Regions from separate parts of the Mus musculus genome. Here all the other regions are linked to region 3. The links are chromatin loops, found by intact Hi-C in ENCODE. Cell type or tissue: left cerebral cortex. All regions are shown on one strand.

Region 1 (8,000 bases), 260 kb before region 3:
ATCTGCTTCTGAGAAGGTCAGAAGATGAAAAACAGACTCTATACTCGTTTTATTTCTCTTGGAGCTGTGGGCACCTAATCCTCATGGCAGTTGGCTATCTTCTCCTGCTAGTGGAAGGACTCGAAATGTTGATCTAAGCCTAGAATCCATGCAAATCCTGACCGGAACCTCTAACCCAGACATAATAACTTAGTTACCCTCTTCCCAAATTCTGGTTGGCCTCCACCCCAATGCCAAGGTCTAGCTTGTGTGCTCTGCCATCTCATCTGGGTAGTGATCAAAAGGTCTCTCCCAACTCTCTAAGCAGACAGGCTCAGGACATAACTTCACTGACCTAGATAAGATGATAAGATATGCTCTCTATGACTTCTCCTCCTCTGTCACACAATGCGTTCTCTATATGAGTCCGGACTTATGTCTCTTTCAGTCGGGAAACATGGCAGTCTGCCTTCTCTCTGCCTTCAGGGTCCATAGGAAAAGTTCTTTCCTTCTCTCAGCCTGGATAGCCTAGGCAAATCTTTCCTTCTCTCAGCCTGCATAGCCTAGGCAAATCTTTCCTTCTCTCAGCCTGCATAGCCTAGGCAAATCTTCAGAAGCTCTAGATTTGGTAAGCTGTTCTCAAAGAACTTGGCGATTGGCTTGGCAGTTCTCCATGGGAAAGGAAAGAAAAGACAAATGCTCCCCGCTGAGGACAGAGCCCTGTGCTCCCCCTGAGGACATAGGCCCTTGTGCTCTTCCAAGCAGCTCTCTCTTTGGATTCTTCTGCTCACACAGGCCACATAGTATGCAGGAGGTGGGTTCTGATGTATGCGTTCTGTTTTACCTCTTGCTAATCCACCAAGATTCCTTTTTTTTTTTCTTTCCATTTTTTATTAGGTATTTAGCTCATTTACATTTTCCACCAAGATTTCTTGTACTCCATCCTTCTGAATATGAAAGAGACTGCCTTCTACCACATGTTCCCTTACAACCTCCTACATAGTAACAAATTATTACCACAATGCTAAAAGCACAAAGGTGTCTAACCAGAACCATCATTGCCCAGACTACTTTGCAGCAAAGCTTCTGGATTCAATTGGTGAGTAAAGAATTGGATTCATCTTTAAGATCAGAAGGCAGATACAAGGGCAGATGTTTGCTAAGCTCTTGCTGTTGGGGTGCAAGGTCATGGCTTCTCCAGAGAATGTTTTCCCAGTAATGCTCAGTCAGGTCTTTGCCAGGGCATCATTCCTTAATTTGAAGCATCATCTTTCACCCAGAGAGGCAAGGGATTTCCTAAATCATCAAGTCCTGCTTCCTTTTCTGATTAAATTTTTCCTTGGTTGTATCAGTTTCTTCTCATGTTTTAGTATAAACTCATAAAAGCATCCAGGAAGCACTATCAATGTCTATCTGAAATATCCTTCAAGAAGACCATGGGGTTCACAAAGCATATATTTTTGCTTCAACATTAATATAGGTAACAACCTTGACAAACCCATCCCCACATACCTTGTTTCACTGTCAGATCTTCACTCTCTTTTAAGCCCTGGGTGGATCTTCAAATTGTCATTCTCTGCTGGATGTCCTTCTGGGATCTGTTCGATTTTCACCTCCAATACCAAATCCCTTTTTGTGGTATTTGATAAAAATACATCAGTGAGCTATGGTTGTATAAGAAATTATCCCAAAATGTCATGGCTTAAAACTACCATTGAGTCTCATAGGTTCATTGTGTCAGGAAATCAGAACACTTCAGCAGTTCTCTCTGGCTGCCTTTCATCATGTCCATAAAGCTGGTAATCACCTCAAAGCAAGTCTGACATAACTTTAAGAACAGAAAAAAAAAAAAAGAGAGAATACAAGATATCTTAGAATATATTTTCAAGGCAAAGATGTACCTAGAAACACATCGTTCTTTTAAGAGGAGGGCAATGTCCAAAGGGCCCATGAACTAATCTGAAAAGCTCTCAATGGCCAGAGCTAACATGATTTGAGCAACATAATAGCTTAGCATTTTGGGCTGCAGTAGCAAGAGGACTACGCACAGGGTAATTTACAAACCAATGATATTTATTTGGCTAATAGTTCAGGAGGCTGAGAGGTCTGGGGGCATGGTGCCAGCATCTAGCAAGAGCCGTCATGCTAGACTAGAATATGGCAGAAGGACAAATGAGCACAAAGGAGAGAAGAAATCAGGCCAAGTCACTTTTACAATCATATCTGTCTCCTGGTAACTAACCTCTCCCACTATGATGGCATTAATCCATTCATGAGAGCAGAGCTCCCCAGGACTCAGCCAACTCTTTAAGGTTCCACTTGTTAACATCATCACAATGGCGATTAAAATTTAACATGAGTGCTGGAGGGTACAATCAATCCATCACAACAATAAATCACAATGAAATTGAATGGCTTACCCAATGAATACAATCAATACCAATAGACCCATACAGATATAAATAGGCAAGGGAGCAAGTGAATAAACAAACAAAAGAGAAGGGATCAACCTTTCTTACATAATTGATTGATAAGCACAAACTGTCTGATTGATAAACACAAGAGGAGCCACCAGAGATCTGCTTGAAGACCGTGTGTCCTGGGTGCATGCCTTTCCACTCCACCTCTGCCCCAACCTCTATTTGCATTTTCAAATCCTTGTATGAGAAGTGTCTAGAGAAGTGTCTATTTGCATAGATAGTGATTAACATAGAAAACTACCAAGTCTGACCAAGGTACAGAGAATATGAGACTGGAATGTTAGGCACTAAATGAGACGTCTATATCATGTACCTCCTACCAAGGCTCAAGAGTCTTGGTTGTCGATGAGGCAATAAGACTGACTATAAGAGCCAGTGGCTATGTGTGACTACAAAGAAATCGTGTCTCCCAGCCAAGGCAGGACAGCCGAGCATATGAACATACAGGACTTGCAGCAGCATACATAAGACCTTTGCAAGCTTAAGCCAGATCAAATCACAACAGATAGAGAGGAGGTGGACACAATGCCCCACCCCTACAGCAGGAGCTATTGGCAACTATTAACTTCTGGGAAAGAGGGAGTCAGTTTTCTTTAAGACTATAGCTCCTAACAGGTCAAGTATGCTCCAGTGGAAGACCACACATCTAAGAATACTGAGCAATACATATATGGGTTAAAAAAGAAAACCAGGACACAAGGTTGGCTGGGTAGGGAAGTGGCAATGGATCTGGGAGGAGTTGAGGAAAGAGGGATGTAGGTGATCTAAACTCACTGTATGAAATTCTCAAAGAATTAATTTAGAAAAAAGAAGAGGTGAAAAAGAAGCACTGTAGGCAAATGACAAAAAAAAAAAGTTTTATTTGGAAAATCCCATAATGAAACTTAATTCTCTGAAAGCCAATACAAGTTATGTAATTAGTTTAAATAAGCAAATAAATGTACTCCTTTATCTTCAAGAGTTTAAAAAGTAAAATTAATGTAAAGGGAATCGGGAATTAAGAAAAATCACTTATGATTAGAATAGAATATCCATTGCTGCAAGCAACACTCATTGACAAGTGCAACAAATGGGAAGTTTTCAAAAGAAGCAGGATACACCTATTCCTCCATGTAAGTGGAGTCAGGTTGCCCAGCCCAGGGGAAGCTGAGAGACTTCACTGTGCCTCCATACATGACTGCTTGGCAGCACAGCTTGCCAAAGACCATCAGTTGCCTTCCTTGTGAATGCTACCTTTGTGCAGCATCAAGAAAGTCTATCAACCACCATCCAAGCAAAGGCTTACATTCAAGTTGTCAAGTATGGTTTTTATTGAACATGCTGTGGTATTCTAAGCCATAAGACCATACATCAAACCATAATAAGCACTAGCTATTTTATTTGTATCTCATATTCATACCCTTCTGCAAATTCACTAACTAGTATTCAGAACATGACCACAAAATCCTGTTACTCCTCCCCTGTGGTTGAACTTAGTGCCCTGTTTGTACCAACTAGATGAGTGGAAAGAGTTAATACCTTGACTTTCCCAGGGAGAAAACTAGCGGATCTCACTTAAAGTCAGTGACCAAGGTTAATGTCATCTGATCAATTGTGCACACTGACATGTTCAATGACAGGAATATGGTGTTTCTGTGCTACCCTGCCCCAACACCTATAACCTCAGCTTGTGGTTTAGTCTGGGTATTAAATAGGTCCCAGGTGCTTGATGATGGTTAGGTCTTCACCTGCTGGAGCTGCTGAGAGGTGGTGAAAGCTTTAGTAGGTAGGGTGAGGTCAGTTATTGGAGACCCAACCCAACTCCATTCCATTGAGCCTACCTTCTCGTTCTTTCCTTTCTTTATTCCTCCTCCTCCTCCTTGTTCCTCTTCTCTTTTCTTCTCTGTTTCTCTCTTCTGCCTCTGTCTGCCTCTGTCTCTCTGTCTCTCTGTCTTTCTGACTTTATATCTGTTTTTCTTTCTCTCTCTGTATCTCTATCTTTCTGTGTCTCTGTGTCTCTATGTGACTGTTTCTCTGTCTCTTTTACTCTGTCTCTCTCCTTATCTCTGTGACTCTGTCTCTCTTTGTCCCTGACTTGTCTGTCTGTCTCTGTCTGTCAACCTTCATCTCTGTTTCCCTCTCCCTCCCCCTCCACCTTCCTTCTTGTCCCCAACAAAGTAAGCAAAGTGAGCAGTGTTGCCTCCCTCCATATTCCCCACCTTGATGTGCTTCCTCAGCACAGGCCCAAAAGCAACAAAATGAGGCTAAAACCCTGAAACCAGGAGCCAGACTGAATCTCTCCTCTTTTAAGTTGATTTTTCTCAGACATGTTACCATAACAACAGAGAGCTAGCACAGCATATTTTTGGTTTAAAAAAAAATCAGATAAATTCAGATGAAGAGACATTGTACAGGATTCCTCAAAACGTTGTTAGCCAAGAAAGACAAAGAAAAAGAAACTGTCAGAGACTGGAAGAAGCTGGATTGGCATGATGGCCAAATGCATAATGGGATCCTGGAAAAGAAGAAGAAAAAAAAGTTAATGGAAAAACTAAACCATGTAAATGAGGCCAATGGTGGAACTGGCAGTGTTACAGCACCGCTAACCTCTTAGTTTTGATAAGTACACTGTACAACAGTAATAGCATCAGAAGAACCATTATGGAAACACCCTGTGCTTGGTAACAGGGATCTAAAATCATTTCACATGTTAAAAAAAAATGTAAGACTGAAGGTGATTTCCTGGCAGGCACAGCTGGAGGGATGCTTGCCTGTGAAGGAGGAAATGGACTTGCCAAAGGAAATGAGAAATGAACAAGAGGCTGCTATGGATGCTTGCTTACATCTCCCAAGAAAGTGTCCTCTGCATTTCAGACTGATTAGCCTTCCGTGCTGGCACCGGGCTGTGACTCTGCAGGGCTTCTGTGATTTTATCACTCCTGTGATCTTGTGTCTTACCATGGGGTAAAACATACCTTTCCACCTCTTTGGGAGAGTCTTGCCTTGGTGGTCTAAGGCTGGAAGTAATACCTTTTCCTTAGACTAAGCCGGGGTTCTGATGCTGCTCCGTGGGACATAATCAATATCATCCCTGACCACAAAAGCGCAGCAGTTTATGTTCAACCCTGTAATTGATGTGTTTGTCATGCATGCTGCAAGCCACTTATACGGATTTACCAGAAAAGCAGATCATTCAGCCAAACTAGCCTATTTTTCTATAGATGAGCTCCACTGCACCCGGGGTTGATATCAAACTCACTATGTAGCTAAGACTAGCCTTAAACTCCTGAGCCTCCTGCCTCTACCTCCCAAGTGCTGGGATCATCGCTGTGTGGTATCACACCTCATTTGCTTAATGCTGGGCTACTTCATGCAGGCTAGACTGAGCCACATCTCCACCCTCACGCTACATTCTCACAATATACTTTATGGATGTGCATTTTTCTCTCCTTTATATTCAGCAGAAAATTCACTCACATTTATTGTAAGTACAAAAAGGCAAATAACTTTGAGCAATAATTGCATGATTTGTCTAGGACAAAGCTTTTGTTTTTCTTAAACGTTGATATGTTGCATCACCCAGACAGAAAATACAGCCCAGAGTGTAGGATACACACATACTCACCATAAAAACAACCATATTGTAACACCAAAATTTATTTATAAAATTGGTCAAGGAAATTGAGTTTAACATATGCTGTTATCATCCAAGAACATTTAATGAAATCACACTTTGTATTTATATAGCACCTTTCTTCTAAGGAGCAAAAATATGGCTCAGATATTCTTATTCTCACACCACGCTTGACAGGTGGGTAAGTAGCAACATTTAGACGGAGTTTGAATCACTAGAAAGCCAAGATGTGCATAGAGAGAAGAAAAAAGGCACACACAGGAAGCCAGAGGCTCGGAACGTTCCAACCTCGTACCAACTGGGTTCTACCTACACTTTTCTCTGAAATTTTAACTGCTAGTTGAATACTGCTGACAAGAAAACGGGAACAAGGGAGATATAAAAAATGGGTTTATACCAGCCCACTCAGGAAGCTAATGGGAGGAAGGCCAGACTACAAGACTATTCAAGGCTAAAAATAATATCTAGACCTTGACTGTCACCTTAGCTCTACACATCTGCTCAAGCCTGAGTCCCACAAAAGCCACCAGACATTTTCATTAAGGTCCGGTGTGTTTTATGGTAAAGATGCCTCTGCTCATCAGTCACTATAGATTGGATGCATTCATGGCAAACCAATGATCAGTGTAGGCGAAATCAACATGAGGAGCACAGGAATTCTTGTGTAAAGGATGTTAATGATTGAAAGACGTGGGTATGGTGTAGTCCTGGGATACTCTCAAAGCTATCCCAAAGAATTAAAAGTCTCTTCAAGGTAAACACCAACTATAGACCTCTGTTGGAGCCTGAAAGTTTATTTTGAATAAGAAAATGGCCGGGGAATGCATTTCACAGGCACACGACTGTCTTTGAAAAGGTTGTGACACCATGTTGCAATCTTTGTACTCTGTGGCATCCAAACTGCACTCTTCACTTGTTCATCTTTGTCTGATAACGTAGCTGAAAACACTTTTGAGGTCCATCCTGTTTTCAACAGCACCAGCAAATCTTGGGAGACAGTCATACAGAAAGGATAAAAGTTCCCACATTCTGAGTTAAGGAGACAAACAAAAGATGTGTATTACATTCTGGAAACAAGCTTGGATAGTGCAGGAAATGAGACAAAAATAACCAGTGATACTCCATGCTCCTGTGTAGTAGGGGTGGGCATTCTGCAAGACCGGTTAACATATCGCCTATGTACCTTACATGAGTCTCCCACACAGACTCCTTTGGGGAGAGTCCCATTTTATAGACTGAGGAGGCTTTGTATACTTGTCAGACAGAGGTCAGAGAGACATACAACTGTCTAACTCCAAGCTGGATACCCAGCCAGGCTTTTTGCTTCTCAATTTGTACAGAGAATGGAGTACTTCGTACTTTTCATTTCTTCCCACATGCTGAAGAAAAACCATAAACCATCACTGCTTTTTAAGATTTTTAAGTGTGTGCATGGTTCCATGCGCGTGTGTGTGTGTGTGTGTGTGTGTGTGTGGGTGTGTGTGTGTGTGTGTGTGTAGTGGTGGCAGCTTCCAGATACCAGAAGAGAGTATCAGATACATTGAGGCCGTAGTTATAAGCATTTGTGAGCTGCCAACATGGGTGGTCTTGAAGCATTTGCTTGTATCTGAACTTTTGTGTTTATGATTAGTTACCAATGGTCTCTAACTACTGAGTCTTCTCTCCAGCCCCAGAAAACGTCATTCTTACCATTAAAAACGTGGAATCAGAAGTCCACACAAAAGCTGATCTGCAGGAGCACGTTCTAAAGCCTATAGATCACGTGCTGCCACTACTCTGATATTCACGGACTAAACTGTAGGATAATGACTCTGCTCTGCATCTTTCCCAATTTGGAAATCCATTAGGCTGTGCACCACAAAGCTGAACATATTAAAAAAAAACCAACTCTTTCAACCATCTAATTTATGTAGATCTCAGTAAATTAT
Region 2 (8,000 bases), 210 kb before region 3:
ACACAGGGCTCCCAATGGAGAAGCTAGAGAAAGCACCCAAGGAGCTGAAAGGGTAGGCAACCCTATAGGTGGAACAACAATATGAACTAACCAGTACCCCCAGAGCTCGTGTCTCTAGCTGCATATGTAGCAGAAGATGGCCTAGTTGGCCATCATTGGGAAGAGAGGCCCCTTGTTGTTCTTGCAAACTTTATATGCCCCAGTACAGGGGAATGCCAGGGCTTAGAAGTGGGAGTGGGTGGGTAGGGGAGCAGGGTGAGGGACTTTTGGGATAGCATTTGAAATGTAAATGAAGAAAATACCTAATAAAAAATTGGAAAAAGAAAAGAAAAAGAAAGCTCTGGGCCCAATAAGAGACCTTGTCTCAACAAAACAAGACAGACAGCTTCCTGAGAAGCACAAACAGTCCTCAAATACATATGCACACACATACACGGACACCTGTATCCATATACGTACCTAGAAAAGTACATGTGCAACCACAAAATAAATAAATATGCTCAGTCCAATGGTTGGCTACGAGTATCCGCCTCTATATTGGTCAGGTACTGTAAAAACCTCTTTGGAGACAGCTGTACCAGGCTCCTGTCAGTAAGCACTTTTTGGAATCAGCAATAGTGTCTGGGTTTGTTATCTGCATGAGGGTTGGATCTCCAGATGGGGCAGTCTCTGGATGTCCTTTCCTTCAGTATCTGTTCCACTCTTTGTCCCTGTATTTCCTTTAGACAGGAGCAACTCTGAGTTAAAAATTTGAAGATGCGTAGGTGGCCCCATCCCTCAACCAGGGGGCCATGTCTAACCTCTGGATATGGTCTTGACAGGCTTTCCCTCCCCTTTGTGGGATATTTCAGCTAATTCCCATTGGATCCTGGGAGGCTCTAGCTTTCCTGGCATCTGGGGCTTTCTGATGGCTGCTCCAGTTCCCAATCCCCCACTGCTAAATACCTCTGGTCAATTTCCTGGCCCTCTGTATAGCTCCTCCATCTCCTCCCATACCTAATTCTGCCCCTCTTTATCCCTTCCCCCTCTTCTCTTCCTCCCAAATCCTTCCCACCCTCTACTTCCCTTGATTATATTGCTTCCCCTTCTAAGTAGGACTGAAGCATCCACTCTTTGGTCTTCCTTCCTCTTGTGCTTCATGTGGTCCATGAGTTTTATCATGAGTATTCCACATTCTTTGCCTAATGTCCACTTATCAGTGAATACATACCATGTGTGTTCTTTTGTGACTGACTTCACAAAAGAACTGAAAATATTATCACTCAGGATAGTATTTTCTAGATCCATCCATTTGCCTGCAAATTTTGTGAAGTCACTGTTTTTAATAGTTGAGTAGTACTCCATTGTGTAAATGTACCACATTTTCTGTATCCATTCCTCTGTTGAGGGACATCTGGGTTCTTTCCAGCTTCTGGCTATTATACATTTGACTGCAATGAACATAGTGGAGCAAGTGTCCTTATTACATGTTAGAAAATCTTCTGGGTATATGCCCAGGAGTGGTAAAGCTGGGTCCTCAGGTAGTACTATGTCCAATTTTCTGAGGAACTGCCAGAGTGATTGTACAAGCTTGCAATCCCACCAACAATGTAGGATTGTTCTTTCTCCCCATCCTCGACAGCATCTGCTGTCACCTGAGTTTTTGATCTTAGTCATTCTGACTGGTATGAGTGAGGCAAAATCTCAGGGTTGTTTTGATTTGCATTTCCCTGATGACTAAGGATGTTGAACAGTTCTTTAGGTGCATTTTGGCCATTCGAGTTTCCTCAGTTGAGAGTTCTCTGTTTAGTATTGTTTCATAGAAGTTATCTACCTTGCTTTATGAGATAAAGGCTCTCATTAACTCAGAGCTCAACTAGGAGGCTGGGCTAGCTGGAAAATACCAGTAATAGAGGCTTAGATTCCAGTACCAAGCACCAGAATATGCTAGAAAACACATACACAGAGATACAGACACACAAAACACAAAGAGAGACAGACACACACACACATATAACACACACACAACACACACAGATTCATATACACAGACATACACAAAGACGCACACATAAAACAAACACAGAGACATACACATACACATATACATAGACAACACACACTGACACACATAGACAGAAGCACACAGACAACACACACATAGATACACACACATCTATGACACACACAGATACACAAAGACATACACATACAACAAACACACAGAGATACACACACACATACAACATACATATGAACATACACACAGACACAAACCTACAACATACACAGATACACACAGAGACACACACAAAGACACACACATACAACAAACACACAGAGACAATACACACACAGACAGAAACACACAGACACACACACATACAACACACATATACATAAACACAGACAACACACACAGATACACACATAAAACATACACACAGACACACAGACAACACACAGACACATATGACACACACACAGACATACACACATATAACACATACACACACACTCTCACACACCATGGATGCATGAGTGTAGAATAGGGGTGAAAGTTGAGTACTGTCAGGTGAGTTAAGAAACAGTGAGTACATATCTGCAGCCCATTCTTCACTGTAGGACTTTTCAGAGGGTTGAATACATTCACTGATACTGATATTATATTCTCCAAGACAGAATATACTACATAGCATCTGCCAGGCTTCTGTCACTGCAGAATTCCTTGTGCAAGGAGCACCACTAACAGCTCAGAGATCACCAGGCCCCTGAGAGGACAGCACAAGGGACACTGTGCAGACAACACCGGCTATACACAACTGCAAACACACTTACTTAGGGTACCAGAGCAAAGCAGCTGACTTAGTTTGTTTGCAATTAAAAAAGTCGAATAACCAAAGGGCAGAGAACAGTAGAGGCCGAAAGTCTGCCTGAGACATGTTGCCATCCATCCCAAGGACATAGGTTATTTTCAGTGTCTTTTAATAAATCTGAAATCCCAAATCAGGATGGGTCGGAGTTGCTGCCTTCTGAACGTCTCTGTCAGTCATGACGATCAGGGTAGGGTCTCTTCCAGGAATGAGCAGTATGAGCAACTAGAAAAAGAAAGACTCCTGCAGAAACAGAGATGCAGCATTGTAAGAACTCAGACTCACATGGCTGTGGGAAGCAGATGCCAGGAGGCAGCGGTGGGCGGGGTGCTCAGTACATTCTGCAGCTCCAGCCTGGGAAAGGTCTGGGTTCCTTGAGCTTTATGTTACTTGGGGATTGATTCTAAGAAACAACCATGTTTTGTGTCTTTAAAAGCACAAATACACACAACACCATGGTGGACAACCAATAAGAATGGAGACACAAGAACTGGCTGTCGGTACTGAGAAGTGGAGAGCGCCTTCACCAAGCACAGCTCCTTTGTTTCCTTTAAATGTTTTGCAGGCAGAACAGCAAACGAGAGAAAGCTGTATCTAAGTTCCAAGAGTCCTTTAAACAAGCAGAAAATACACTCCGGGTGACAGAAAAAGCATCGAATCATAGTTCAATGGGCAATGACTGCTTTCTTGGTGCTATATAAAAAGGGCATTTAGAATCAATTTGGGCTTAGAATTGATGAAATGGATAACTGGCTTTTTATAAATGCATTGTAACTAATTCTGTCTTTCTCTCTAAAATATTTTTAGAGCTAATTCTGCAGTAGTGAAAATCCCTCCCGATATTCACTAGCTATCATTACAGTGAAATTTGAGCACTGCCCACGGGTCTCTTGTTTTTGAAGGTATCAGAGTTGTCTGCCTTGCCTTGCTGGAAGTCACCAGCATGCCATCTCCCAAGCAACAGCTCTTTAACAGGCTTCTCTCTCTTGGCATGCCTTCCTAGAGAGTGAGGCTGTGCGCTCCACCAATTCTCCAGAGACAGCCTTGCCTCTTCCAAGACCTAGTTTTCCTCTGCAATTTCCCTTTATAGCTGAAGCCAGTGTTGAGGTCATTTGGCCTGAGCTGATCTCAATTACACCTCTCTGGCTGAAGCAGAGGTAGGGGTGACCCAGCCTGTTCTCCCTGCTTCATTTCCCCTCAGTAAAACACAGGAATCAGAGAAGATATTACCCCGGTCCCCATAGCACAAACATGCTAAACATACTAAAACAACTTCCACAAATGACCCGAGTGCTTATAGAGACTTCAGTTGTGTGCAAAACAGGCATATGATATCAAAATTAACCATTTGCTTTAATAAGCTTACATAAGTAATTTATCATTTGCAAATTACCAAATACAGAGGCTTACATGGTTTTTAGCTACATCACAGATACCTCACTGAATGGCTTCCCCTCCGTTTTTTCAGAGTTATAATCTTCTTCAGTGAAAATATTTTTAAATTGAAATAATGGGCAGGTATGAAGAAATGAATTCTAATGCTATCTAAAGCCTTGAGGCTGCAAGGCTTCTATGGTCAAGTTCATATTTTCTGTGCCCCTAGCCCAGAATGCAGGCCCATGGTGGGACAGGCGTGGCCTCCTCATGTGCCGAGTAAATGAGCTAATCGTTGACATTGAGCAATGGATAATGAGGCCGAAATGGAATGTCCAATGCCCAATACAAGTGTTCATTTACATCATTATACACACACACACACACACACACACACACACACACACACACACACACAGAGTAGTTGACTAGATTGTTCTTTCTTCCAGACTCTCCTGAGGATGCTGTCCTCAATATTACAGAACTTGCATTACCATCAGCCTGAGGGTAATGCGTGGTTGGTGGTCGACATTTGTAGAATAATCTGTAGTGTGCATCTTCGAAGCCTGCAAAGTCAGTCTCTCTTTCCCCTCCCCCTCCCCCTCCCTTTCCAACTTCCATTCTCTCTCCCCTTCCCCTCTCCTTCCTTCTCCAATTCTTTCCCCCTCCCTCTTTCTCTCCCCTTCCCCTTCCTCTCTTTCCCTTTTTCCCTCAGGAGGAACATATTCTTTGAGGGTGAAACTTTCATTTTTGGTTAAAAAAAAAAATCAGATGCCCTGCAGGATCCTTCAGAATGAAGGAGAGGCAAGTCTTGGGCTGGGATGAGATATGTGCCATGGATCCTCTGCCTTGTGCCATGGATCTTCTGCCTAGACCTTGGCATATCTAGGGGACACCTGCTCCATCCTGTGCCCATGACAAAACAGGTCAAAGCCCAGAGAAGTTGAGACATGAGGAGAAGAATGGCTGGATAATAGGATGGTAATCAAGGGCAGGGTTGGATCCCAGCCCCTTTACTGGTTGAGGGTTCTGAGACAAATGGGGAAAATTTGCAGTCACCATCATCAACATCATCACTACCACCACCATCATCATCATTATCCAGAGTTTCAGACTGGTATATCACAGAATGAGAAGCTTAACATAAAAAGTGACATTTCTTAATATCACACACACACACACACACACACACACACACAGTCTTCCCTGACCAGTTCTCCTTTCTACTTGTCCCCATCGCTTACATCATAGATAGTGAAAGTCATCTACTGAACTAATATGGACATTCTATCAGAACAAACATTTCTACCATGTCAGTATCTCTGCACAGAAAATATATTTGATGTGTGAAAAGAAAAAGTATAGAGGCATAGCGAGCGGAGGACAGTGCCATTCTGATCTTTTTCAACCATAAACCTGCAGAGGTGGGTGGGTGCACACAGGGGTCTTGTGTGCATAGGTTGGCCCTGTTTAATTCTATGTATTCTATTTATCTGCTGTTGATAAGCGCTACACTCTGTGGTTTGGCAAGTCTGGATAATTCAGCTGGCCACAAGTAGCTGCTGTACAGCTAAGTGGGAAATCTCAGCCTTCTATCACTAATCAAGCCCTCACAACTGACAGAAGGACAGGGTACAGAAGCCGGGCATGCCAGCAACCATAATGCTTTGTAAATTGTGAATTCATTATTGGGGTGAGGCAGAGATAGAAATCCAGAGAGACGTCCTTCAACAATCTCACACTTAGTGTATAGGACAAAGCAAACCAGCTGCAGTCGTTATGTCACTGGGCTTTAAAAAGTGTTTCTTTACCTAGAATGTCTGAATTTATCAGTCTTTGTCAAGCAGAAGAGGAGACTCATGGGAGGGATGAAATACATTCCTCTCCCTACATATGTCCTCTCCCTACCCTCCCGTCCTCTCTCCATATGTATAGCCTGGGCAAGTTGTTCTTAGCTCTATATGGAGGCCTGCAGAGAGAAGTTTAACTGATGGCCAACACTACAGTGCTTCATAAACTTATTTATGTTTTCCCAGTTGGGCCTCCTCAGAACCAAGGAGTCCTGGAATATGACAGAGCAAGGCAGACCCTGGATACCAAGCTGAATAGAAGCTGGTGATGCTAGTGTTCTACATGTGTGTATGTGTACGTGTACATGTGTGTACGTGTGCATGTGTGTGTGTATGCCACGAGAGAGAGAAATGTGTTATGCATATATGTTTATGTGTAGGTGTTTGTATGTCATAATATATGTAGATGTTCATATGTGTGTATATATATGCATTATTTCGTTTATATATATATATATGTCTGTGATTGTGTGTGCATTATGTGGTACATGTACATGTTTGTGTGTACATATGTGTGTAGGCCGAAGGTTGACACTGAATAGATCCTTGAATAACTCTCTATCTATTTATTTGACGACTCGGTGATCTTTCACTGACCCTAGAGCTCACTGCTTCAGGTATGCCTGCTAGCCAATAAATTCTAGCAATCACCCGTCTTCGTGCCCTGAACCCTAAAGTTATAGATACATACTGAGCTGTCCAGTTTCTCTGTGGGTGCTGGAGTCTGAGCTCGGGCCCTCGAGCTTGCTTCCTGACTGCACCATCTCCCTAACTTCAGTACCGCACTGTTTTGGTTCCTCCCTCTAAGGTAACGGTAGGTCAGCTTTACTGTTTTGGTTCCTCCCTCTAAGGTAACGAACGGTAGGTCAGCTTTACAAAGCCCCCTCGTGGGAAGACAGTCGACTCTCCACTCAGACCTATGAGACAAATGAAAGATGAGAAGTTCCAAATTTTGAAAGGCTGGAAGTTTTTCTAGACACTTCATCAAGCAAAAAGAAGAAGTACCCGATCCCATGCAACCTCACATGGATACCTATAGAGCCATGGGCAGTCATGTGGCCAGCAGTATTTAATACATGGGAAGTAAAAAACTAAGAGGCAAATCAGAGATGCCAGAGAGGAAGTAGGGACAATGGAGCTTAGCATGATCATGTCCAAGTTACTGACTCACTGTGCTTCTTTGGAAGTGGAAATATAACATTTCTGTTATGTGCATTATAGGATATTTTACCAATATCAGCTTTCTGAGCATGTAGAAATATTGCCTCCACAAGAAACCCCTCTAAGTGTTCCTGTGAAAGAGGATCTTCAGTCCTTGGTAATTAGACCCTGCATTGCCTTTCCCAACAGAATTCTTTGCAGAGGGGTGGGAGATAGAAAATTTTAAAAATCCCAAGCATGAAAGTTTATATACATGTAATATATATATGCATATATGTGTGTGTGTGTGTGTGTGTGCGCACGCTCACGTGCATGCACTTACTATGTGTGTATATTTATATACACACATATATTTCTATCATCCTAAATATACTTCTCTTTGTGCTCTGATGATGTAGATATCTGTTTACAGTGTAACCCACATCCCCAGACAGCACAGGAACACTGCCCCCCCGCCCCCCCCCAGCATATGAGTGTTATATACCTACCACTAGCTGAGGTCCCTATACTTCCAGTTAAGATTTGAGATGTTTCTGTCTTGTTTCATACTAGACATTTTTATTAAGTATTCCTATAATGCAAAGATGTCTTATATTATATTAACATTTTATGTGATAAAGGCATATCCTATTTTCAAACTATCTAAATGTAGCAAACACAACATAGGAAGTTGTCAGTGGAGACAAACTACAGTTTTCCACCCTGGAAAGGAAGTCAGAAGAGGGTGGCACAGGATGAAACAGTGAGTAATAATGTCTGGAGC
Region 3 (8,000 bases):
TCTGATCTACTATGGCCTGGTGTAAATGGATAATCAGACCTGCAGGTATTAATTAAACTCATGGTTCTATTTATTTAGGACTCTGGGGATTGAGCAGACAGCAAGTAGCAATAAGTACTTCTGAATGTTCTCTTTGGCTTAATTACTGTTCCATAGTTAGTCCATCAAATTGATATACAATCAACAAGGCTGTACTTACTCCATGGCACTGGTTTAGAGGGAGAATGCTTCAGGTCTGCCAACAGCTCTCTCTTATATTAGCAGAGCCTACTGGAGATGCAGGACAGGATAGACCTGTGGAGGTCTTTCATCCAGCCTACACATAGCCATTTGTCAGAAGTGCCTCTCCCCACAGATCTATTTAGACACAACCTTGATTGGCAGTAGATGGTTCTTCTCACTAACCATGCCATCAGACTCGGCCTCTGTAGACAGGACCAAAAGAAGAGCAGAATTGTCAAGTGTGTCTGGCTTATAGGGCTTCATAGATGACCACCACTGATAATTAAAAGTGCAGATTCCTGAAATCTAAAGGGACTCAGGAGGTTAATGGACTCATTTTACACAAGATGAAACTGAGTCCAGAGAAGCATGGTGGTTGGACTAGGGTCACACAATGTCTGAGTAAGACTGTTTGGTAGACTCAAGAGCTTTTCAAGTGAGCTTAATTAAAGTGTGATTTATTAGGAGAGAGGACTCTCTAGGGATCTAGCCAGAGTATTTCATGAAGTTGAAAGTTATGAGGATTCCCATCTCTGCTGATCCTCCTATGGATCTGTTTCCTCCTTATATCTGGAAATGACTTAAATGTTGTGCCTTGTGGCTGCAGCTGTCATGTGGCTCTCTAGTTACCATTGTACCAAAAGCTGGTCACAGCTTCAATGCCCAACAGCTTCCATGTGTCTTCCAATTCTATAAATTATGGGCTTCAATGGCTCATCTCAAAACCAGAGTTCAGACAGGAGAATATAAACAGCTAGGAGCATGGGCTACCTATTCCCACCTTCTGCATGCCCTGGGGTGGGAGAGGCCCAGCAAAGCTTTGTGAAAGAGAGACACCTAGTATGGTGGGATTACAACAATGATGTCGAGATTTCCCCTTCCCACCTGCTATCTTCTACCATCTTTCAGTGTTAGTTCAAGGCTCACTATTCAGTTGACAGGGACCAGAATTCAGAGCTGGAATTACTTAAGTGGTGGAATATATAATGTGGCCTTAGGACAAGCACAAAAAAAAAAAATTTAAAAAAACATAGTAATAAGCTCCTTGATGTTTTGTCCACATTCATAAATATTAAGAGGAAAGGAGGGAGAGAGAAAAGAGGGGAAAAAGAGAGGGGGGCGGGAGGAAGAGGGAGAGAGGGAAGAAAGGAGGGAGAGAAGAAGGGAGGAAAACAGGGAGGGAGAAGGGAGGGCATGGGTCAAAGGGGGTAGGGAAGGAGGGAGGGAAGGAGGAACCGAGGAAGGGGAGAGAAAGAGGGAGGAAAGGAAGGAGGGGGAAGGGACAAAGGGAGGGATGAAAACGAGGGGAGAAGGGAGAAAGGGGGAAGGGAGGAGGAAAGGAAGGAGGGAGGAAAAGAGAGAAAATCAAAGATAAACAAAAGTAAGTGGCGCTCAGACAGCACACTTCCTTCTGCGCATGTTCATGGAAGCTTCTGCTGAATAGAGGTCCCTCCGAGGGGGGCCATCCAAGTCATGAGCAGAATGTCACAAAATCGCCTGCTACCACATGATCCAGTAATGATATGCACACTTCACCCCTAGTAACTGAATTGCATCGGCCAGAGATGAATGCTGAGGAAAGAACTGACCACACCCACCCTCTGAAAGACAGAGGGCAGGCATCCCCCTGCCTCATCTCCCATGCCCTTATACTTAGTGACTGAGGCACAAGTTTATTCACATTGCTCTCTCCTCGCTCCCTCTTTTCATTCTCCCTACCTGAGCTTAAACAAACCCAAGCAGATAGTAATGAGAAAATACATATCATAAATATCAAAATTCAAAATCTTAAATTTGCACTCATTACATCTGTGGGAAATGTGCTCAGCTGGTGGTTAGGGGAAGCAATCTCTAGTCCTCTGCAGGGGACAACAACCCACCTGTGGGACAAAATGAAGTGTCATTTTGGTCCCAAGTGTATAGGTTCCAATAGGTGCTGTCTTGATCTCTTTTCATGGATACCCAGTCATGCTTTCAGGAAACTAAGTCATTCTAGAAGTTTCCATTTATCTCCAGAGCCAGGCCACAGGGGATAACTGCTGGGTGAGTAAATGGGCCTGTGCCAGCAAGCTTATTCTGGGCTCTTCCCTCTGGGATCAGTTGGCTTGTGTGGGCCATTCATTTTCTACCACTGGATTCTCAGTAGAATACAGGAAATTGAGACCAGAGAGGTGGACCTTGACTTTCTCCAGCATTAGCATTCCTTTGAAGAGGCCATTGTACTCTAGGGGGACTTTCCCAAGAGAAGTCACTATCAAGTTAACTTTTTGTGAGAGGACATGAGAGTCAATGTTGACTATGTCTATTCACCCCAGACAAGGTGCCGAGGACACACCAAAGTCCAACGAAGTCCAATCAGTCGGTTTGCATGGCTTCATCACAGAAGCAAGATGGGAGGTCACGTACCTGAATACAGATGACATCACAGGCAGCAGAATTTCGTAAAAGTCTCAGGCTAGTATGGGTGACCATGTCCCAAAGCTTCATAAACGCCTCTGCCTGTCAGTTAATCTCCTATCCTCTCTACACTCTAGTCATCACAGCCACCACCACCCAGGACTAGGGCAGAAGCAAGGCAGCAGGGGGCCTAACAGAGAGAAGACATGTAACCCCAGGTCAGGGTGTAACGGCTTCCTCCACCCTTTTTTCTATGACAGAGTGCAGATAGGCCTGATCAGATGAGCCAAGTCATGTGTGGGTCAAGCCAAGTCACTGCTGCCCTTGTAAAGATAACAGTGGCCATGCTATGCTCAGAAGACAGCAGTCCACAAGTACAAAAGTTAGGTACATAGTTAAGAGTCTTAGTTTATCACTTAAAGCCTACCCTTGAACCTGGTCCTGGTTTGTAAGCCTCAAATGATTCTGGAACTAAAATAACTAAGGCATTTCAAGTGTGGGATATAAGGCAGGGGGGATAGAAGTACCAATTATCTCCAAATCCACCTACCAACTCCATCTTTATAAAATATAGGTAAAGAAATGGATGGACCAAAGAGATTGAAGCCGCTGTCCATGGCCAGAGAGGCTATGGCTGGGATTATAGCCTATGTCCTCTGGCTCTAAGCAGGAGTCAGTTGTGCCTGAACTGAGCCTCACACAATCGTGCTAACTCCTTCTTCAGGAGCCTTCTCCTCCCCAGGATCTCACAACTGAGATCCCTGGACTTAGTGCTGGGGAGCCCTGCAATGCTATAAGAGAGAGTAGATGCCTCGTCGTGATACACTGAATGCTGTACCAGCAAGTACCAGTAGTCAGTAAGCAATGGCTGAAGTTAGCATGCAGTAGAAGAGAAACACACTTCAGGACCGAGCATGGTTTCATCGCAATAGTCACACCGCTCTTTCTTAGGGGTCCTAATGGTACCACCAGAACACCAGCAATGGCAGCCAATGCAAGCACAGGAAAATGCACAGCCTCTCATTCGGGAGCTCTCTAGCGTTCTACAATAACAGCACTCATTGATGACCCGCCTCACCTGAAGCCTGAGGCTTTTTGATGAGAATACTACAGAGTTATGTGACATTCCATAAATCACACCATAGAAAAAAGCTTGGAGCATTTTCTCAAATCTGTATAGAATCCAGATCTTTTTTTTTAATCTCTTTTCACCAGGCTGGTTGAGTGGTGGGTGTCTGGGTGGGTGGGGTGAAGTGAATGACAAGCTGGTGAGAAACTTCCCTCCCTCAAAAAAAAAAAAAAAAAAAAGGAGTCAGAGAGACATCATTTGGGGAAGTAACAGGTAGATCACACATTAGAACTGTTGATGAGAAAGGTTTAAATCTGCCAGAATCCTGAATTCAGAACAGCCCTGGCAAGAGTGGGAGGAAGGAGAACTCAGCTAACCTCTATCTGTGCAGGACTTTCATCCGAGGCAGAGCCCAGAGGGGCTTCTCTGTAGTTCTCCTCTTTTAACTTCCTGTAGCCAAAAGGCAGACCTAGATGGTGCTGTGGGCCTGGGAGCCTCCTGAGCTCCCCATCTGTCCTCTACAATGTCCTTGTCCTTTCTCAGCCTCCCTACACTGTGACTACCTCTCAGTTATCTCTTCTCCCTGCCACATTAGGAGACGGACAGATAGATGGACAGAAATTCAGAGCCTGAAAACATGAAAACACGGGAACCATGAGTGTGATGGAAAACTTCCTAAGAACAAAACACAAGCATACACACACATGGAAACATACATGTACATATATGCACATATGCACATATGGACGAACAGACACAAATACATACAGACACACATGCATTCATTCATACACATGGGTACATAGATACATATATACATATATATATATATATATAGAGAGAGAGAGAGAGAGAGAAACAAATAGACACACACACACATGCACACACAAATGCATACACACAAACACCTAGACAAAAACAAAAAACATACACACAGAGACAGACACATAGACACAACACACATACATACACAAAACACCCATATATACACAGACACACACAGAGACACATACAAACACACAGACATACAGACATTCAAACAGACACACACACAAAAGCACACAGACATACACATACACACACAAACACACACAAAGTCATGCACACAGACATACATACAAACACATACACACATAAACACACAGAGACATGCACATATACACACACAGCCATACAAACACAGACTTATGAACTCATACACACACAAGCATACAGACATAACAAACACACACACTGAATCTGGGCTTTGAAGGAGATATTTCATGATGTAGCTCTCAAGCCATCGGAAAAGTCCAGGCTCAGCCTGACCTACTTAGGCAGCGTTCTTACCCGCGTCTCTGGCAGAGGAGATGTATATTTAGCACAAGGGAATGACGCACCCTCAGACCCACTCTCTGTTTAGAGAGCACAGCAATTTTTGCCTTTTTACATCCACCCTCCCCAACTGTCTCCATGAGCGTGGATATGTAAGTTAAACGCCTCTAAAAACCCGTGAGTTCCAGGAATTCTGCAGAAATGCATCCCCGCACTCACTGAGTGCGTGGGCTAAAATGGCTTAAAAGGAAAAGACCAGACACAGCTGATCCATGTTTGCTCTCTCCTCTCAGTTGGCAAACCAGCTGCCTGGCTCGGCTGTTGTTAATGCACAGCGGAGATTTACTGAGGCTCCAACATGCAAACGACATAAATTTAAGCCAGGGAAGGCTGGGTGTGCAAAGGGAAGGGCAGAGTCGACGCTATTATCTTGCTGACTCAAGCCAAAATAGACATTAGTTACAATTACCTGGGTTTTCAGGAGGAAGCCTTTTTAACCTTCATTATTGGGATAATTACTTCAACTCTCACCTTTTGTCCACGTAGTCAAAACCTGAAAAGTTTTACTCCTTTGTAACAGTCACCTCAAACTTTTTCAGACATGGTGGCCATGGAGATAAGACAGACCACATGCAGGTAAAGAGCATGCTGCACAAACAACATGTGGCTTGCTTCAAAGGCATCCTCGAGAGAAAATTGTGCAAAGTGTCTAAGATTCAAATCCTTGTGCTGAAAACAGGAAAGGCAAAGTTCAGGGCCCCAGGGCCACTGCTTCCATGAGCTGTGCATGCTTTACCCAAGGTGCACTGTGTCTGTCTCCCCAGCAGATGTTTGCTTGGTGAGTTTTCTAACCCTAACTGTGCTGACTAGAGAGAACTGTTAAAGGATGGGATGATATGAAAATGACAACACTAGCTCTGCAGTGTTGGAAATGGATCCTGTGTGTGTCAGACATTGGGTTCGTGTGTGTTAGACGTGGGGTCTGCATGTGTTAGTCATGAGATCTGGGTGTGTTAGGTAATAGTGTCAGACAAGATCTGTATATATTACATGTGGGGTCTGAATGTGTTGGTCGTGTGGTCTGCATATGTTAGATACGGGGTCTGCATGTCTTAAATATGGGGTTTCCATGTATTAGTCATAGGGTCTGTGAGTATTAGATGTGGGTCTGCATGTGGGGTCTGCGTGTGTTGGTCATGTTGTCTGCATGTGTTAGTCATGTAGTCTTCCATGTGTTAGCCATGGGGTCTGCATGTGTTAGTCACAGGGTATGTATGTGTTAGACACACACTAAACCCCATATCTGAGCTAACTTCCTTCCTGAAGTCTTCAGACTGGCAGTGACAAAGCAGGAAGCTAATATGTGCTTGCTGTGTAGAGCCGATTCTTGTTAAGACCCAGCGCCCTACAGTTAAACAACCACTGTGGGCAGCTTTGCAGGTGCCTGGAGTCCTCCTGCTAATGGGATGGCACTGGGGTTGGAGGGCGAAGTAAATGAAATACAACTATGTCAGCTTCTGCTCCATTAAGAAAGGGGAAGAAAAAAATCAATGTTTGTCAAATATAGAAGGATAAAATCAATAATGAAAGAAATTTTATTTTCAACCTTCTGAGGGAGTATTACAAAGAAGAAAGAGTGAAAATTATTATTATTTATTGATGTATATAACACCTTTTGAAAGCCTCAAAGTGTTTTATAGGATTACAAACTGCCTTCATCCTTTCCTGCGTACAGAAGGCGTGGTCCTGCTCTTACAGCCCTTGCTGGAAGTGGCAAATGCACGAACTTCCAGGGCAACATGATGTGGCCTCTGCAGGATGGATATTTAACGCCAGAGTTTGCTTGCTTGTTTGTCTGTTTGTTTGTAACAGAAAGGAGTCCCTGGTGCTGTACAAGGTCAGCCGCCCTCATCTTATGGAAAGTTCCCAGGGAGGGAGCGTCATAACCCACGTTTTGTTGGCTAAATGAGAAGCACAGGCTATCTCTCCACCCCTCCCCAGTGTTCCTGTCGGTTGGAACAGGGGAGTTGGGGAGAAGCAGCCACCTGCTGCCAACATCTTAATGCAGTTCCTGGCAGAGAGTTTTGATAGATGGCTTCAAAGCCAAGGGTATGAGAGGCTGAACAAAACTTTCCAGGGGACGAATCATCAGAGGTGTGAGGCAGGAGCAGGCGGAGCCGCGGAGGGCTGCAGCTGTCTGGGAAATCAACGTTGGAAATTGTCAAAATGAAATCCTGTGAGACAAACCTTTCTGCTTCCACGCATCTGTTTCCTTCTCATTTGAACTTTATAATAATTCTTTAAGAAAAGAGAATGAGAAGTGCTTGCCCAATGTACACAGGTTGGCTACATGCACGTGGGCAGCCCAAAAGCACCTGGCTTTGTTTTTCCAAGAAGGGCTAAGGACGAATCCTAGCCTCTTAGAGTCAGAAAAAAAGAAAAAATAAGTTAGGTAGTTTTTGTCCCAAATTTTAAAAAGAAGCCTTTCCACAGAGGGAGGTGGAGTCATTACTTTAACATTGTGATATTGCTGGAATGAAACTTGACAAACAACACAGCTTTATTTTGGCTCCTGGTTTCAGGGAGTTTCAACTCATCATGGAGGAAAAGGAAAAGGTATGGCGATCCTCTCACCCACGAGGACAGCAGAATGTGGCAGAGGCTGCTCACACCATGGCAGATCAACTAGCAGAGACTACAGCGGGAACCAGAGAGGGGAAAAACCTTTCAAACCTCCCCAAGTGAACTGCCTCCGCCTCCGCCTCCGCCTCCGCCTCCGCCCCCGCCCCCGCCCCCGCCCCCGCCCCCGCCCCCGCCCCCGCCCCCGCCTAATAGGCTCACCCACCTCCCACAGGTTCCACAGCCTCCTAAAACTGCCTCACAAGAGCAGAAGGATTATTCAAACATGAGCCTGTAAGGGACATTTGGGAGTCCAACCATAGCAAAGGATAAATCTAGAGATGAATTTATTGCTTTGTAGAAATTGTATCTACTCATT

The links. Peaks named below come from ENCODE experiments on the same cell type or tissue, not always from the same donor. Only the 100,000 strongest peaks of a DNase experiment are listed, where the experiment ranks them.
Region 1: a loop joins it to region 3, with 8 times the contacts of the local background. A loop is called at or near these places in 2 of 42 quality-filtered maps.
Region 2: it touches region 3 in a loop (2.3-fold over the local background); 2 of 42 quality-filtered maps call a loop at or near these places.

What each region holds. Positions count from the first base shown.
Region 1 is chr17:4,459,631-4,467,630 of GRCm38, forward strand. No RefSeq gene overlaps it. Among named protein-coding and RNA genes, the nearest start is that of Gm34259, 150 kb to the right of the region's middle. In left cerebral cortex, no CTCF peak of the experiment used is centred here; DNase peaks (open chromatin) are centred at 4,824, 5,257, 5,854 and 6,315; H3K27ac peaks cover 859 bases.
Region 2 is chr17:4,513,168-4,521,167 of GRCm38, forward strand. No RefSeq gene overlaps it. Among named protein-coding and RNA genes, the nearest start is that of Gm34259, 95 kb to the right of the region's middle. In left cerebral cortex, a CTCF peak has its summit at 3,828; DNase peaks (open chromatin) are centred at 2,738, 3,195 and 3,843; H3K27ac peaks cover 1,566 bases.
Region 3 is chr17:4,721,386-4,729,385 of GRCm38, forward strand. No RefSeq gene overlaps it. Among named protein-coding and RNA genes, the nearest start is that of Gm23186, 47 kb to the left of the region's middle. In left cerebral cortex, no CTCF peak of the experiment used is centred here; DNase peaks (open chromatin) are centred at 3,916, 5,150, 5,726 and 7,128; H3K27ac peaks cover 1,023 bases.